Linked DNA regions of Homo sapiens: region 1 is linked to region 2. A link is a contact called in ENCODE Hi-C data. All regions are on one chromosome and are shown on one strand. The core of a region is the stretch at or near the end of the contact, and the rest is flanking DNA. Distances in the headings are between cores, read along the strand shown.

Region 1 (3,336 bases), core at 707-3,206, 7.3 Mb after region 2:
ATCCCTCTTCCAACAGTGATCTTTTTCCTGGCTATGCTTGTATCCATTTGATTTAAACGAAAATTAAAGGAATTGGGAAAATGTTAGGAGTATATTTTAACATAGGATGAACAGATCAAGTCACAAAGCCAGAGCAAAGGAACATTATGAGACAAGAGCAAAAGTAAAATTAAATAAGAATTCTGGCAAGAATTTTAAAAACTGAAAACTTAGAAAAAAAATCAATCATTACAAATTGTTCTGCTGCTAATACACAATGACTCATGTAAGCATATGGTTTATTATTAACCCAGAAATGTAAAAAAGGCAAGAATTACAAGTGGTCAGAGAAAGTCTCTTCCTGGCTGTGTGATCTTATCAGGTCACTTCTGTTCACTTGAGATAGGACGGGGTAAGAAGAGGGGAGGAGTTTAATAATTTCGGACTCCTCCAGGTTCCATGATCGTATGGAACAGGGCAGTCTGTTCCCTAATGCTGGAGGAGTAGAGCTTGGAGAGATTTGCTGCTGAACTCGCTGCGCTAACCAGACACGTAATCACAGTGGCTTCAGAGGGACTCGCACAACAATTTCCATTAGCTACGGACAAGCATTCCAAACTTTAGCCTTTAGGTTTAATCATTGACACACCTTCCCTGGTCACTGAGTCTCCTCTAGAAACTCAGTATAAACATCCAACGATGTGTTAACAGGGTGTTTTGTAATTTTCTTTTGAAGATTATTCTAGGTGGTGGGCGTCACAGGGTCAATAAAACTATACATTTCTCTCAAAGACTGCAATCCTGATGGCAAAGCTGGAGGAAGCTCCGGGAAACCTGTAATTGTGGGAATCCAAGACAAAAAATCCCCCACAGCTGGGCTGTGGGAAGGGGCCCTACCTAGGAGAAGAAATCAAATCCCCTACAGCTGGGCTGTGCGAAGGGGCACTACCTAGGAGAAGAAATCCCCTACAGCTGGGCTGTGGGAAGGAGCCCTACCTAGGAGAAATCCCCTACAGCTGACAGGTGGGCTGTGGGAAGGGGCCCTACCTAGGAGAAGAAATCAAATCCCCTACAGCTGGGCTGTGCGAAGGGGCACTACCTAGGAGAAGAAATCCCCCACAGCTGGGCTGTGGGAAGGAGCCCTACCTAGGAGAAATCCCCTACAGCTGACAGGTGGGCTGTGGGAAGGGGCCCTACCTAGGAGAAGAAATCAAATCCCTACAGCTGGGCTGTGCGAAGGGGCCCTACCTAGGAGAAGAAATCCCCTACAGCTGGGCTGTGGGAAGGGGCCCTACCTAGGACAAATCCTCTACAGCTGAGAGCTGGGCTGTGGGAAGGGGCCCTGGACAGACCGCTGGGCGCTGCTGCAGGAATCCCCAAACCCAGGCACTGGCTGCAGGGAAAAATCAAGCGGGTGACTGGCGGGGGGGGGGGGGGGGGGTGCAGCGTGGGGCTGGGGGACAGGGAGTGCGGGGGGCGGAGGCTGGGCAGGGGTAGTGCCAACGGACACCTCATGGTGTGGTAGCCTAAACTCAGAGCCTAAACGCAGGACCAGGGCTAGGAGCCCAGGACCAGAAGGCAAAACTTCCTACCTGATTTATGGATGGGAACTTGCAGCCCCTGGAGGGGAATGGCTTCGGTCTGGAGCTCTACGCACTAGTTCTCTGGGAGGACAGAGGGCAGGAAAGGGGTGCAGCCAAAATCAAACTCGGTTCCACTTGGACGAGCAGTGGGGAGATTCGCTGTCTAAACAACTAAGGAGAGTTTTTAAAACCACTTACCAGAATCTAGAGTGGGAATTAAAATCTGCGTGGGCTTCTTCAGATTCCACAGAAATGAGGACTGCCACACCTTCTCCAACTTTTGCAGGCTCCACCCAGGATGTGCGCCTCGCTCCACCCAGGATGTGCGCCTCTCTCCACCCCTAGGCGAAGGCACTAGAATTTCCCAAATTAAGAACGAAGAGGAAGTTTGGACCTTTTCGGCCACCGCTCGCTTCAATATGGCTGCCCCCAGGGAGAGACGAGGCTACCATGAAGGAGCCGAGCGCAGACCCTGAGTCCGTCACCCATGGATCGCAGCGCGGAGTTCAGGAAATGGAAGGCGCAATGTTTGAGCAAAGCGGACCTCAGCCGGAAGGGCAGTGTTGACGAGGATGTGGTAGAGCTTGTGCAGTTTCTGAACATGCGAGATCAGTTTTTCACCACCAGCTCCTGCGCTGGCCGCATCCTACTCCTTGACCGGGTGAGGCCCCTTTGCGCCTGTCCATCGCCTGCCTTCTAGTGCGAAACTTCAGGAGCCCTGTTCCCATCCAGTGACGACCGGATCCAGCATGTCTGTGTTTGCTCCTCTGAGGGGTGGTCTCTGTTTCTTTATATGTGAAATTTAGGGGATTAGATCAGTGCTTCTAAAAGTTTAACGTGGCTATTAATCAGCTGAGCATCTTTTAAAATACAGATCCCGATTCTTTAAGTGTAGGGTAGGGCCTGATACTGTGCATTTCTAACAAGTGCCCAAATGATGTTGAAACTGCTGACCTGGGAACTATCTTGTGTGGCAAAGTTTAGAAAATTTGATTTTATTATATGAATACTAAGGGAATCTAAAGACTTTGTAGCTTGCTAAGGTATTGAATGCCGGAATCCGCTCATCAACAGCTCTGGCAAATCATTGTTACTGCATGCTTGAACATCACCAGTGTTAAGGAGTTTACTGCCTCCTAGTGAGCCCCTCCATTATTACAACTCTAGTAGTTTTACGCAGAGAAAAGTACGATCGTATATAATTTAGGATGGTTAGACTTTTTTTTTTAACTTTATGATGGGTTTACAGGGGTAGTAAATGCATTTTGACTTACATTTTCCACTTATGACGGATTTATTGGGATGTAACCCCATCATAAATCAAGAAGCAGCTGTACAAGCCATACCTCCTTATTTGCAGGTTCAGTTACCCCAGTCAACAGCAGTCTGAAAATATTAAATGAAAATTCCAGAAATAAACAATTAGTAAGTTTTAAATTGCATGCTGTTCTGAGTAGCGTGATAAAATCTTGAGCCAACCAGCTCCTTCCAGAATGGAAGGTGAATCATCCCTTTGTCCAGAATATTCCACTATATATTCTTGCTGCCCTTTAGCTGCTTGGTAGCCTTCTGGGTTATCAGATCGACTGTGGTGGTATCACAGTGCTTGTGTTCAAGTAACTCTTATTTTACTTAATAATGGCCCCAAAGTACGGGAGTAATGATGCTGGCGATTTGGATCTGCCAACAGTAAGTTTTAAAGTGCTTTTTTGAAGTGAAAAGGTGAAAGTTCTTAAGGAAAGACTTAAGGAAAGAAAAAACAGCATATGCTGAG
Region 2 (3,247 bases), core at 645-3,144:
CACAAGTCAGCGTTACTTAACACACGAATTAAATGATTTATTTAATTGTGCTAGATTGCCATAAAGCTTAACTGGCTGAAGAGATACTTGGCCTAAGTGATATACATGCTTTCTAATACTCCAACTGTATTTTTCCTCAACCTATAATTTTACCACAAGAATTAATTATTTTCTTTTATTCACCACCTAGGACCGAGGTTCTTCATTCCGAGCCTCACAAAAGTCCTCAAAAAAAAAAAAAAAAACCCTCCTAAAACAAATCCTACCACGAGAAAATTGTTTTGATTTTTAAAATTAGTTCACTGTTACAGAATTCAACTAAAGCTAAAGAGAAACAACTCCTTTCAGAGAAGCACGTGGCAGGAAGGGGTAATTTCAACTTTCAACATATAAATGCAGCTTTAAAGATTCAGACCTTAGGTCCAACACCTGCTTGCTATTGATCATGCACGTTCTTATCTCCAAACTGCTTGCTCTTTTTTTTCATCCGCAACAAACTGGTAAAGCGAATGCAAAAATCAAGACAATCCTGTGAAACTCACAGTGCCCTAGAAACAACTATTAACCGCCAGTGAAACTCTGACCATGCTTCACGCACATGTGGTGGAAAAAAAAAACTGCGAACTCTAAAGAGCTCTGCTGCGACTAACGCTGTGACAGCCTCTGCACTCACTTCACCCACGAGGCCCAGACCCCACCACGTGAAAGATTCAGTTTGGGGAGTCGAGAGAGAGGATCGTGACTCGAGGACGTTCCTCGGGATGTCCTGCAATCACCAGTCTTCATTCATAATTCCCGCTCCTGGTTAATCGAGTGTGGCCAAACTCCTCCATTTCCCAACGGCTCAACTCACCCCAGCAAGTTATGAGAAAGTCCTAACAGTTGAGAGGTGGAAGAGAAACAAATAAAGGACATGCGGCACCCCAACCTGCAGCTTACTCCACACGTCTGATGGCCTGGAACGACCCCCTGCTTTTCAGCGGGGATACTCCGCGCCGTCGTGGGACAAGACGGCAGGACAGGAGCCTGAAACAACAGCACCTCAAAGGAGCAGCTCTGCGCAGTAAGCAGCGATGGACCCCCAAGCTCCTCCGTAACTACGGAAAGCTTCGGTGAGGGGCCGGCTTCCCCGCACCTCAGTCCATGCGCTCACCCGCCAAGGAATCCGGCGGGAAGGCAACAGCCTCCCAGGACCTCGAGCGCGCTCGAGGAGCAGCTCATCTCCGACCACGCTCCTCTGCTCACAACCTGAGGCGGGAAGGGGATGGCTCCGAGAACCTCGCCGGCGGTGGCTTGAACTTGGGGCTACCACGCTCCTGGCACCTTCGCAGGACCGGACTTTTGTCGCGTGAAGAAACGTGAGGATATAGGCGGCAAAGTCTCCCGCGGACCCTCGGAGCTCCAGAAACAAGTGGCAGCCGGCAGCCCCCTCGCTCCTTCCCTCCATCCCAGTCTCCCCCACATTCTGCCCCTGCTTTACCTTCTTTCTTAAGCGCCACGGGCGGCTGCGTCTCCTCTTTCTTGTCAACCACGCCAACGCTGGGGGGCAGCGGGTTCTTGCGGTCTTTCTGGGACTCCTTGCGCAGCTGTTTGCCTGCCGCGTTGGAGTTGGTCTGGGCCGCGGCCTGAGCTGCGCTCTTGGCCCCAGGGCCCCCAACGCCGCCCCCGCCGGCTTCTTTTTTCTTGTTCTCTGCTGCCTTCAGCACCTCGAAGGGGTCCGATTCGTCGTCAAATAACTGGTCGAATCGGTTGGTGACCACGCAGCCGAAGCCTTCCTGTAAGTGCCCAGGCATGATGGTGGCTCGGCGGCGCGTTCCTCCACGGATTGCAGCGGGCCGCGCCGAGCCAAGAGCGCCTGCTTCAGCTCTTCCCACAAGATGGCCGGGCCGAGAGAGGGGGGCCGTCTTCTCTTCCGGCGCCAGGCACACATCCGGGAGCGGCCTGCGCCGCAAGGCACTGTGGGGTATGTAGGCCAGAGTCATTTCTCCTGAGGCGACTCTCCGCGTCGGGACTACAATTCCCAGGACGCACCGCGCGACAACTCTTCGCGCGCGCCTGAGAGGCGAGACCCCATGAGGGGAGTGAAGCGTGCGGGCTGAAGGAAGGGAAGCGTGGTGGTGGGCGGAGTCCTGCCACCTGCTCTGGCCACCCTTAAACTCTCTAGGTCTTCAGCTACCTTGAAACCAAAAAACCGTGACGGCGTAACTGACTCGCGAAAGTGCTCTTTGGTTTCACTCACGCCCCCTCGGGCTCAGGGCTAACTTTCCCCACCGCTCCAGGGGGGTCAAGGTGACTCCCAGACCTTACATCTGAGACGCACAAACTTCCGGGGGAGGGGGTGTTGCTGAGGCGCCGCGCCGGCCGCGGGTAGGCTGGACCCTGCCTGTGCCAAGTCCGAGCTGCTCAGTTGCTGGAGTGGCCCTCCGTCAGCCTCCACGGTGAATCGAGGCTCTTCTGTCTAATGTGAGGGGGAATACGTTTCCTCTCGCGGGGACATGAACTAGGGTAGCAGAACTAACCAAAAAGACAAGTGAAACTATCACATGGGAGCGTGGCGCGTCTTTCCCGGGCTTCTCACCGTGTGGCGGCGGGTGTCGTAGGAGTGGTTAACTCCTGACGGTGCAGCGCTAGACGCGGGGCAAGCCTCCAGGAAGCACTGTTTATAGAAACCCTGTTACAATTATTCCAATTAATCGTCCGTTCGTGTCCGGCAAGTCAGGGCTTAGGTGGCTGTGTTGTTAGTCACATGCGCTCAATACATATCATTTGAGAACATTTCGAGTGCATGTGTGCTAGGAGTTGCGGTGAGGGGAGGGAAATATTGAAGTCAACACTTAATAATGACAAAGCATTGATACTAGTTGAGAATATTAAAATTCATTAAAAGAATACAATTTGAATGCGTATTTAAGCACATTTGGTAGCACCGGGTTTAAGTATATCATAATTTTTAAGTCCTTTTCCATTAACACAAAGTAGCAAATGCATCGCTTATTTGGTAGGAGCTATGAATAACCTTGAACTCAACATTTTGTTAGGCAAATAGTTTGCCTCTTTTCACAAATGTTGAAACCACTTCAGAGATGAAATGATTTACCAAATTCACACCTCTGTAAGTGCTAGTGACAGGCATTAGCCCAGTATTCTATCTCCACTAGGAGACTGGACATCAGCTCTTTAATTCAGACTGCCCTGATAGAAAGCAGTCCAATTTTTAAATTTCCGATATAATTTAAACATTGTTGCG

The links. Hi-C counts contacts between places; a loop is a spot of excess contacts on that map. Pooled maps may share reads with other maps.
Region 1: a loop to region 2 is called in a map of OCI-LY7, with 11 times the contacts of the local background. The contact joins the promoter of TYW3 here to the promoter of SERBP1 in region 2. A Hi-C loop is called at or near these places in 2 of 168 maps with a recorded cell type or tissue (OCI-LY7 and naive thymus-derived CD4-positive, alpha-beta T cell) and 6 of 50 pooled maps.

What each region holds. Positions count from the first base shown.
Region 1 is chr1:74,731,196-74,734,531 of GRCh38, forward strand. TYW3 (tRNA-yW synthesizing protein 3 homolog) reads left to right here and starts at 1,957. Exons shown (of 6, transcript NM_138467.3): 1 at 1,957-2,223. The coding sequence starts at 2,050. CRYZ (crystallin zeta) reads right to left here and starts at 1,855. Exons shown (of 9, transcript NM_001889.4): 1 at 1,761-1,855. RefSeq lists enhancers at 652-941, 1,537-2,247, 1,802-2,091, 2,472-2,571.
Region 2 is chr1:67,428,508-67,431,754 of GRCh38, forward strand. It overlaps SERBP1 (SERPINE1 mRNA binding protein 1), which reads right to left and starts at 1,895. Exons shown (of 8, transcript NM_001018069.2): 1 at 1,481-1,895. The coding sequence starts at 1,793. RefSeq lists enhancers at 432-1,068, 1,704-2,339, 1,777-2,046, 2,257-2,336, 2,367-2,546.